2 separate regions of the Homo sapiens genome follow, and region 1 is linked to region 2. A link is a loop called in an ENCODE intact Hi-C map of the cell type or tissue named here. Cell type or tissue: CD4-positive, alpha-beta T cell. All regions are shown on one strand. Each heading gives the region's core, and the rest is flanking DNA. Links, peaks and the distances in the headings are about the cores only.

Region 1 (5,380 bases), core at 247-5,246, 250 kb before region 2:
TTATGAAAAAGAAATATAGTCAAGTGGCATAAGTACCTGGATTGTTAAGTGACCAATGCATTTTATTATAGAAATGCTCACTTACAAAAGTAGGGAGAAGAGTGATAATAGTAATAATGAACACCCTTTCTTACCACCACCCCCATGTGCTTGTCACTTGGTTACAACAATTATCACCATTTACCATAGGGTTTTCATCTATATCTTTCACTGTATTTTTTTACCTGTTGGTAGGCTATTTGGAAAGGCAAATTATCAAAAGGCGTTGTGGTGAGTACAGAGGCATGACAAGGAGTTTTATGCAGCCTTAAGAATCTCTCAGCTAAGACAACAGTCTTGCCAAGGAAACAGTAATTCTTCTGGACCAGAATCCCCTACCCCCTCAATTGTGCTTGAATAGGCAGTACCATGCCTACCTCTTTGGAATCCTTTTTTATTACTCTAGATGAATCTTTTCCTCCTATTGAACTAATGTTTTCCATGCACAGTAGATTAACATTACTTGTATTACTGCTTACTCAGTTACAACTGGTTCTGCCTCTCTGGGACCATCCCTATCCATCTTAAACAGTGTCTCTGAACTCTACAGTCAAAACAAACTCTGTTTTGGTTTTTACTACAGAAATTTTGCTCAGAGCGCAACTTTATTTCCTTTAGCTCCAAATAACTGAGGGAGGGGTATGACATCCCTCTTTACTCTCATATAACTGAAAATTACCAGGCCTACAGTCTTAACATAGCATTGTTCTATGTAGAGGAATTAGGGTAGTGCTATACCAATTACTCATTTTTATGCATACATTGTTTTTGGATGCTTAAGAACTCCAGAAGGGTTCACTCCTGCCATACTTTCTAAACTTGTTTCCTTGGATTTTCTTTGCAGGATAAGAAATCCCCATAGACAAAATATCTCATCTATGTCTACTTGAAAAAAAAAAAAAAAGACTTCACAACATGTTGTTGTTTTACCCATCCCTTGAAAAGATCATTTTTTAAATGAGTAGGGAACTCTCTGATTCTCTTTTATATAATATTTTATAAGCAAGGGACACTCAAATCTTTGCTAATGGCTTAAAAGAATGTTTTTGAGTTTTAAATATATTCAGAAATATGCCAGAGTTCAAACTTACAGTACACTGGTTAAAAGCACAAACTTTGGGGTCAAACAGTTTGGTTCAAATCCCAGCTGTGTGACCTTAGACAAGTTGCTAAATTTCTCTGTGCTTTTTCCTCATTTGTCAAATAAGGAGTATTAATAGTGTCTTAACACATTAAAACCCTACAACAGCCCTAAAAAAGTTATTATAAGTAAAGTACTTAGAATAGTTCCTGGCACACAGTAATCACTATGTAAATGTTACACATATAACATTTATATATGTGATGTATAACTATTACCACTTAAATATATGAATAACTATCAATAGTCATTTGTATAACTATATAAATGTGATTATTTTAAAATATTATTACAAAAGCTCAATTTAATAAACTGCCTGAAGGATCCTTGTGAATTAAATAATTCTGTATGAATTAGAGCTAAAGAGAAAAGGCTCAAGATTTGTTAAATAGTTCAGGACTATCTGGCATTTCTAAGTGAAAACAAAACAAAAAACTCATATATATATATGTCAGTTTTTGAATGAAATATTTCCGTTTGAAAGAAAAAGAAACAGGGAATAAAGAGAAATTTTTAACTGAAAGTAGCATTCAGTTGCTCTAAACATGTACTTTTCATTCACAGGCATAAAAGCAATCCTTATGCTCTCAAGAGTAAGCAGTTTTGACAGTCCCTTAACAGAAAAAAATCAGCATTTAAACAATTCTAACCATAGGGTCTGTGTAATTAAAATTGAGGTAGACAAACCCAAAGTGCAATTATTTGTACATAATGCTATGTAAATGAGAGAATAAAGAAGCAGTTCTATTAATAACTGAACGTGGGCCAGGTGCGGTGGCTCACGCCTGTAATCCCAGCACTTTGGGAGGCCGAGGCGGGGGGATCAAGAGGTCAGGAGATCAAGACCAGCCTGGTGAACATGGTGAAACCCCATCTCTACTAAAAATACAAAAATTAGCTGGGTGTGGTGGCGGATGCCTGTCATCCCAGCTACTCAGGAGGCTGAGGCAGGAGAATGGCTTAAACTCGGGAGGTGGAGATTGCAGTGGGCCAAGATGGCGCTACTGCACTCCAGCCTGGAGACAGAGCGAGACTCCGTATAAAAAAAAAAAGTTTAACGTTATTTCTGGTTTTTTTTTGTGTGTTGTTGTTGTTTTTTGTTTTCTTTTTTTGAGACGGAGTCTCGCTCTGTCTCCCAGGCTGGAGTGCAGTGGTGGATCTCAGCTTACTGTAAGCTCCCGCTCCCAGGTGCACGCAATTTCTCCTGCGCCAGCTCCTGAGTAGCTGGCACTACAGTTGCCCACTACCAAGCCCAGCTAATTTTTTGTATTTTTAGTAGAGATGGGGTTTCACCATTGTTAGCCAGGATGTCTCGATCTCCTGACCTCATGATCCGCCTGCCTTGCGCTCCCAAAGTGCTGGGATTACAGGCTTGAGCCACCGTGCCAGGCCTATTTCTTTTTTTTTTTTTTTTAACTGAAGACAGGAGACTTGTTATATTTTCTAAATTCAAATATTAAACAGATACGTTAAAAATGTGAGACCAAAGGCTGGGCGCAATGGCTCACAATCCCAGCACTTTGGGAGGCCGAAGTGGGCGGATCACGAGGTCAGGAGTTCAAGACCAGCCTGGCCAACATAGTTAAAACCCCGTCTCTACTAAAAATACAAAAATTAGCTCGGCATGGTGGTGTGTGCCTGAAGTCCCAGCTACTTGGGAGGCTGAGGCAGGAGAATCACTTGAACCCGGGAGGTGGAGGTTGCAGTGAGCCGAGATCATGCCACTGCACTCCAGCTTGGACAACAGAGTGAGGCTTTGTCTCAAAAAAAGTAAGACCGCCCCCCCACAAAAAAAAGTTTGAGGACAAAAGGTGTCAAAATTAACAAACTGGAAAGCTAAATCATATCAAATATTCATCTAGTCTAAAATCATGTATAAAGTGCTTCTGTTGAAAAGAAAAACCCAGTAATTCATTTTATCTATTATTTGAATCTTACTTTCAAATTTAAAAATTAATCTATTTTGAGACTTTTCAAACAACAGAATTAAATTACTGATGATTACTCTCTTAACATCAACATTAGAAAGAATTTGCCTGAAATCCTGAGGGTAAATAAATCTTTTCTTGAGTTTTCATGCAGTTACTAACAACCCCACAAGGGGATGCTATGGCTCTACAATTGATGGAGGAGGTTAAGAGTTTTATTTCCAACTTAAAAGAAATGGCATTCACATTTTTATGTTTCCTTACAACTGTGGAATTATATATGAATTACCAGATGTTCCTATTTCATGCTATATAAATTTCAGCACTTATATTTCTGGCAGGTTACTTTAAAATATCATGGGCCAAAAACATCTATAAAAATAAAATTAGTTTGTTAATGTTCTTACATACTGCCAAGGAAGCTGCACAAAGTTTTGCCAAATTTGGAAGGCATCTCTGGAGACAGTCTTACTTAAAAAACAGATTATGTGGCACATTTCAAGTTCATTTTGAGGGACCCGGAGGCACTACAACGTGTTTTTCTCTTCTGTACTGAGTGGTCTGGCACATAATTTTAAAAACTTGACAAACTGAGCTCAGAAATTTTCATTTTAAAATGTATGCTATTTGATGGAAGGTGGAAGACATGGTGTAGTGGGAGGATGACAGGTCCCAAATCTTCATCAATTTTTCATAGTGACTACATTTGATTTTTTTCCCCCTCTGTGGATGCATTTTACAAACTATAATACACAAAATGCCAACATAAAGACCAATAAATCTTAGATCTGCCTTGGACTATAGAGAGGCAAAAATAAAGTAAAAATTTTGAGAGTCTCCATATCAGTCTACAAGTGATAACTGCTCTAGGACAAGACTCTAAAATGAAGATGTCTGATGGCCAATCAGAAGAGGCAGGCTCTTTTAGGAACAGATGAAACTGATATCCATAAGAAACACCTAAACACTCCTCTTTGAGGCAGCAGAAACTGAGATCCAAAAAGTGCTCCTTAAAAGGCAAATGAGAAAGGCATGTTCATTTATACCCAGTTGAAACCAAAATCTAGCAAGAGAGATGCTGGGCAACATACTGAAAGGATACACACGCTTTTAAGTGCTATAGACAGAAAAAAAACAATAGTTTCACATTGATTCTGCTAAGGAAACTAGCTCAATGTAATGTCTGAACATTAATTTGAATTTAACATCAGTGTAATGTTATTATTAGAGTCACTGAAAACTAAAATAATATTATAGTCATTATTGAAAACCAAGAGCCCTAAAAAGTGCCAGCTCAACAACATAAGACCTTAGACATTCAAAAAGTAACATTAGGGCCATCTACAGTACATTTCAATGGGGTGTGGTGAAGGAAGAACAGTGGTTAGTTCCCATAAACAACTGAGTCCCCTAAATAAAATCCTTTGCTTTCAAATACCCACAGTTCCTATGACCACTAATAAAACTTCTGAAATGCAGACACTGATTTGTGACCAAGCGTTTTCTTACATGAACAACTCTTATGTAATGTTTTAAATGTTTCCCATTTTTCTCCTTAAGAGTCGTCTTCACTTCTGAACAGAAAAATATTCCTAGATGATTCAGTTCTTTTATCTCAGTACCACAGGTCAAGTCATAAAACTTACAATTTACTTCTGCAACAATGAATTAATGAACATATCAATATTAATGACGTTTAGCTTATTACATGGCAAATTTAAAATATGTTCAGAGTAAGCATTTATTTGCATATATATACTGTACTAAAGAGAATTAAACTATGGAGTTCACTAAAATGCTGGGCCCTTACCAGGCTTGATGAGAGGAATCAGTTCTTAATACGTTCACAGGAACCTTAATCTCACCTAGGAAAACATCTTGGACTAGGTTTCCATTGTTCCACAAGTCGATCCTGAAAATTGAAAACTGGCTTTATGTTTTGCAAACAATGTTTAAGAGAGTTCACACCACAAAACAGCTTCAAATTACTTTGATCTGTATTACAGCATTAATTTTACATGCTTAAAAGATGTTAGCAACACCATATACATACCTCACTATCCAGACTAGAGAAGCAAAATACTACAGCAGCTTTTATTTAAAAAGCACAGAAAGTAATTTTAAATAGTCTGAAAGAAGGCACTTAAACTGTCTTAGTTTGAAAGTCGAGGCTTTATTTTAACCTATAGCAATAAGGACTACAGAAAGAAACTACAATAAGACTACAGTTTCTCTCTAGATTACCACCAATTAATATATATATAGAAAAATT
Region 2 (5,380 bases), core at 290-5,289:
TATTGCAGCACTATTCACAACAGCAAATACTTGGAACCAACCCAAATGGCCATCAATGATAGACTGAATAAAGAAAATGTGGCACATATACACCATGGAATACTATGCAGCCATCAAAAAGAATGAGATCATGTCCTTTGCAGGGACATGGATGAAGCTGGAAGCCATCATTCTCAGCAAACTAACACAGGAACAGAAAACCAAACACTGCATGTTCTCATTCATAAGTGGGAGTTGAACGATGAAAACACATGGACACAAGGAAGGGAACAACACACACTGGAGCCTGTCGGCGGTGGGGACAAGGGGAGGGAGAGCATTAGGACAAATACCTAATGTATGCGGGGCTTAAAACCTAGATGACAGGTTGATAGGTGCAGCAAACCACCATGGCACATGTATACCTATGTAACAAACCTGCACATTCTGTACATGTATCCTGGAACTTAAAGTAAAATAAATAAATAAATAAAAGTTTGCAAAAATACAATGAAAATAAAAGAGGTGTTTTCCAGAAAAAAAGGTCTAGTTCAGCTACGAACTCAAGCACAGAACTGCTTTTCCTCAGGACATAATACCTTGGTGTGCAGCAGACTTGCTTTATGCGCACTTCCCATTTGTCACACAAAATATTTAAACGTCATGTAATCAAGGCTCAAAATGGAGTAAAATGAATACTCTTTACAGCTTCATTAAGGACATTAAGTGGAACTGGCTTTCCCATCCCCTTCCCCTACAAGTATACTGGTGAAAAATACAGTAACTGCCAATATAGTTTGGTGCCACTGCCTTGAATCACACCAAGGTTCCAGCAGTTTTACCTATGATTTTAAACGTAAATGTCACTACAGTGAAAAATGCAAATAAAACTTAGTATTATTGTGAAAACAGTTTTGACCTTGCAGATTCCCTAAAAGGATCTCAGGGATCTCCAAAGGTCTACCCAGGTAGGAAATGTGGTAACATGGAGCAACATGGGAGAAGGGACAGGCACCTCTGGGAAGCCTGTACTTCATGAAACTGTCTGTCAGAAGACACTCAGTTACCAGTGGTTGTAGCTCCCTAGGAGCGGTTGTGATGCAGGACAGGAGAGCCACAAAATGTGGCTTTTTCCTTGGCTTTGCCCAGTAAAGAATTCAAGGGCTAGCTGGTGGCAGGGTAGCCGAAAACAGCTTGATTGAAGTGGCAGTGTTACAGCTCCATGACTGATCCTGCAGAGCAGGACTACCCCATAGGCAGAGAGTAGCTGCTCAGGGCAGTTCTATGGTCATATTTATACCTATTTTTAATTGCATGCAGATTAAGTGTTGGTTTATGCAGAATTTTCTAGGAAAAGGGGAGTAACTTCTGCGTCATCGGGTCATTGCCATGGAAAGAGGCGGGAACTCCCGGGTGTAGCCATGGTTACGGTAAACTGACATGGCACACTGGTGGACATGTCTTATGGAAAGTTGTTTCTGCCTCATCCTTGTTTTAGTTCATCCAGTTACGTCTATTTCTCGACAGGTCCTCTAAGTGGCTCTAAAGGGGAAAGGTGAAAATATGCCATGGGGCCCATTGCTAGGGTCTGAGGGATAAGGCTGGGAGTGGAGGAAGTGAGGAAGAAGGCCGGCCACCTACAGAACTCAGGCATTTGAGAAGATAAGCTGGATGAGCCCAGGCCACAGGAAAATTATCTTCTTGGGAACAGAGGTGGCAGATCAGGAGCCACAGATCTCCCCGCCACCCCCCAGCTACTGTCCACGCCTGTCTCCACCGCCTGAAGCCCCTCCTCCGACAGCCACAGCCAGAAGTAGAAGAGCTGTGGAACTCACATGTAGGGCTCTGTGGGTTTGGCTCTTAGAGTCAAGATGGTCACCGCCTCCAAGCGGCAGATAAGCAATGCAGGACTGGAGATAAGGGCGAGGGACAGACCATCTAGCCACCAGCCTCTACCCCCTAGAGACACCAAGAGGTGGGCAGAGAGCAAGTACTGGCCACAGGCAAAGCCAGAGCAGGCAGAGGGAGTGTATAGAACACCCTTGACATAAGTAACTCCATCTTAGCAAAAGACTCCACTTTACGTTTCAAAAGGCATCATGCCAACAGAGTCCCGATGTTCGCCTAACCAAAAAAGAGTGTATCCAACCAAATACGGGCATAAACAGGCACACTCCTTCACTATCAGTCGTCACCAGAAGACCCCCGTGGCCATAAAAAGAGCAGGACTTCTCTAGCTCTAAATGGCCGTCTTAACAGACCCTATCTTGCTGTCGCCCATGATAAACACCCGGCATCTGCTGCCTAAGGCTTTGCCCACATCAAAGACTCTTCCTTGCAAGACATTGAGGCCAGGACACCTTGTCTCTCCTGGGACTAGTTTGTTAACCCCTTTTCCTATCTATCTCCTTTGCTCTTGATGTTAAATGTTACCCTGCTTGATGTGGAATATTTAATCTACAACATTTAACATGTTGACTAAGTAGACTATTTTGTATGCTTTGCAATACTGACTTGGTGTAGTGGCTGAAGCCTGTGTGCCTATGGCTCTGACTACGGAGTGAGCGAGTGAGCGGGTAGTGTTAGGGGAATTGCCTCCTTGGGAACTCCATGTAGCTCCTGGCTTTTATGACTGGAATAGCATCAGTAAAAGTCTCACCTGGCGGAAAGACACAAACGTGGTGGACCTGGTTCTGTCTGACCCTCCTTGCTCGACTCAACGACAGAGAATGAGCTGGGAATAAGGGCAATGCACAGCCAACAGCGGAAGGGCTGTGGCCAGGCCCCTTCCTTCCTAAGTCCGGGTTTCTCTGGCTCACGAACGACCCCTGGAGGTAGACACCCGGCGACACCGCCCACCGGTCTATCCCTTCAGAAACCCTGTTCCCTGCCCGGTTGGCCCGCCTTCCGCTTTCGAAAGCAGAGGCAGTTCCGGGGTGGGAACCGCGCGGAGCTTTCTGGGAAATGTAGTCCTTGTCAAGAGGCTTCTGGGAGTCGTAGTCCCTACCTGTTCTTCCGGCGCACGGCCTTTCCGTTTTCCTGTTGCGGGTTCTATCGCTCTGCGGCGTGGGAAAGAGGCGTGCGCGTCCTTGCGTGGTCCTGCTTCGACCTGTGGTCTCTCTGGCTTCTGGTCGGGTGGGGAAGGTTTATGGGGTGGAACGTGAGAGACAGGCTTGGGCACTTTTGCGTCTGGCAGTTAGGCAGCAGGTGGTAGTTTCCATGATGGGGACGCAGGGGCAGCGCCAAAGGGCCCCAGAGAACGAGGCATCCAAGGGGGAAGGGGTGTGGGATACGAGCCGACTGAGGGGAGACGCGCCCAAAGCCGGGGACCTCACTACCCCAGAGTCGACCTTGAAAGAGCCCTCGAGTCAGACTGAGGAGATGGGCAGTATCCTCCGACAATGGAAAGCCGTTGTTCGCTTCAGGGGAGACGCGCTGTGACCCAAAAGTCATTTTACCGTCATCACTATTGCTGCAGTTCATTCAGAAGGGTTTTGGGGGAGGCCATTGAAGGCTGAGCAGCAGCCCAGGGAGAGTTGATGGGGGCTGATGGTGGGAGTGGCAGCATGGATTCAGTGGATGATGAGGGATCAGGGAGTGGGGCGAGTTGAGGATTCCCAGTTTTCTGGTGTGGGCTGTAGGCCTGTCTGCAGATACTCTCACCTAGTGGAATTCTTTTCCGTAACCTGTCTTAACTTAATGAGAGGCTTGATGGGTAAATGGTTAAAGATGCACGTGCACATCCCTTCACCAAACCATTCAGATGCTCACACTAAACCCAAAGGCCACTCGTTCACTTATGCACACAGCTCAGTTATACCTACCCTTGTGAACACACCGGTATGTAGTACACACAGCCACATAACAATTCATGATCACATACTCCTGGCATCAAACAAAGGGTAAATATATCCATCTCAGTTTAAACGGCCTCTGCTATCTTGGGCGAAGTGTGACCTCCACACAAGAAGGACCCAGGTTGACTTCCTCAGTCCTCTCTGGAAACTTCAAACAGCTCAGCCTTTATCCTTTCTCTTGGCTACATCCACCTCCTCTAAGGTCCTCTGACTCTTCCTAGTCATCTTCTGCCACTCTGGCTTGATGGGAGGGAGATAGAAATGGGCTTGAATTCAGACAAGGGCTTTGCTTATCTGAAATGTGTTTGCTGAGGTTCTTATTCCCAGAGCAGTAGCTCTGAACATAATATTTCGTGTGTGCTGAATTCTGTTGAGAATCCAAAGAAAGTTGTGAACCCTCTTCCTGGATAAACACACATCTTTACATCCACACTGTTTTGAAAGCAAAATTGAAACCCATATGTCGGGCCCTGGTTAAGAACCTCACCAGAAGATCAGAACATCAGTTTCCTGATTGCCCTCTGTCTTAGCTCATTCAGGCTGCTCTAACAAAATACCTTAGACTAGGTAATTTATAAGTAACAGAAATATATTGTTTACAGTTTTGGAGGCAAGGAAGTCCAAGATCAAGGACTGGACTGGTGAAGGCTTACTCTCTGCTTCAAAGATGATGCTTGGGGCTGGGCGCGGTGGCTCACGCCTGTAATCCCAGCACTTTGGGAGGCCAAGGCAGACGGATCACGAGGTCAGGAGATCGAGACCATCCTGGCTAGCACGGTGAAACCCTGTCTCTACTAAAAATAAAAAAAAAAATTGGCCGGGCATGGTGGCAGGTGCCTGTGGTCCCAGCTACTTGGGAGGCTGAGGCAGAAGAATGGCATGAACCCGGGAGGCAGAGCTTATAGTGAGCCGAGATCAAGCCACTGCACTCCAGCCTGGGCGACAGAGCGAGACTGTCTCAAAAAAAAAAAAAAAGATGGTGCCTTGTAGCTGTGTCCTCACATGGTGGAAGGGCCAAAGGGCCAAGTTAGCTCCCTTCAATTCCAACTCCTTTTATAAGGCCACTAAGCCCATTCCTGAGGCAGAGCCTTCATGAATTAATCACTTCCCCAAAGGTCCCATCTCTTAATACTATCACATTGGGTATTAGGTTCCAATATATGAATTTGGGGAGATCACCAATATTCTGACCATAACACCCTTTCTGCAGTCTTCAAGTGGCTCAAGAGGGGGAGAAGAATAGGGTCTCAATCCCCATAGGAGTTGGAGTGTGAGGAAGGGGCAGCCTCTTCTCCCATCCATCTGTAACCCTTAGTTATGGAGCCAGACATCAGTTATTGTTGGTCCTCCACTGGGCAGTCAGTCATTCAGCTGGTTAAAGAGTCAGTTATGTAGTCAGTTTAAGCTTGTCAGATGTTTAGTTACCTACAGTTAGTACATCAGTAAGAAATCCAGTAGGTGGCCAGGTGTGGTGGCTCATGCCTGTAATCCCAGCACTTTGGGAGGCCGAGGCGGGCAGATCACGAGGTCAGGAGATTGAGACA

The links. Hi-C counts contacts between places; a loop is a spot of excess contacts. Peaks named below come from ENCODE experiments on the same cell type or tissue, not always from the same donor. Only the 100,000 strongest peaks of a DNase experiment are listed, where the experiment ranks them.
Region 1: it touches region 2 in a loop (3-fold over the local background); 78 of 110 quality-filtered maps call a loop at or near these places.

Annotation. Positions count from the first base shown.
Region 1 is chr3:141,559,534-141,564,913 of GRCh38, reverse strand. RASA2 (RAS p21 protein activator 2) reads right to left here. Exons shown (of 24, transcript NM_006506.5): 9 at 4,919-5,020. Among named protein-coding and RNA genes, the nearest start is that of RASA2-IT1, 37 kb to the right of the region's middle. In CD4-positive, alpha-beta T cell, for the core only: CTCF peaks have their summits at 3,074 and 3,277; a DNase peak (open chromatin) is centred at 3,283.
Region 2 is chr3:141,309,363-141,314,742 of GRCh38, reverse strand. It overlaps LOC124909441 (a long non-coding RNA gene), which reads right to left. Exons shown (of 4, transcript XR_007096119.1): 3 at 2,987-3,106. Among named protein-coding and RNA genes, the nearest start is that of ZBTB38, 56 kb to the left of the region's middle. RefSeq lists an enhancer at 2,914-3,103. In CD4-positive, alpha-beta T cell, for the core only: a CTCF peak has its summit at 2,791 (motif pointing left); DNase peaks (open chromatin) are centred at 2,342 and 2,882; H3K4me3 peaks cover 1,764 bases; H3K27ac peaks cover 1,190 bases.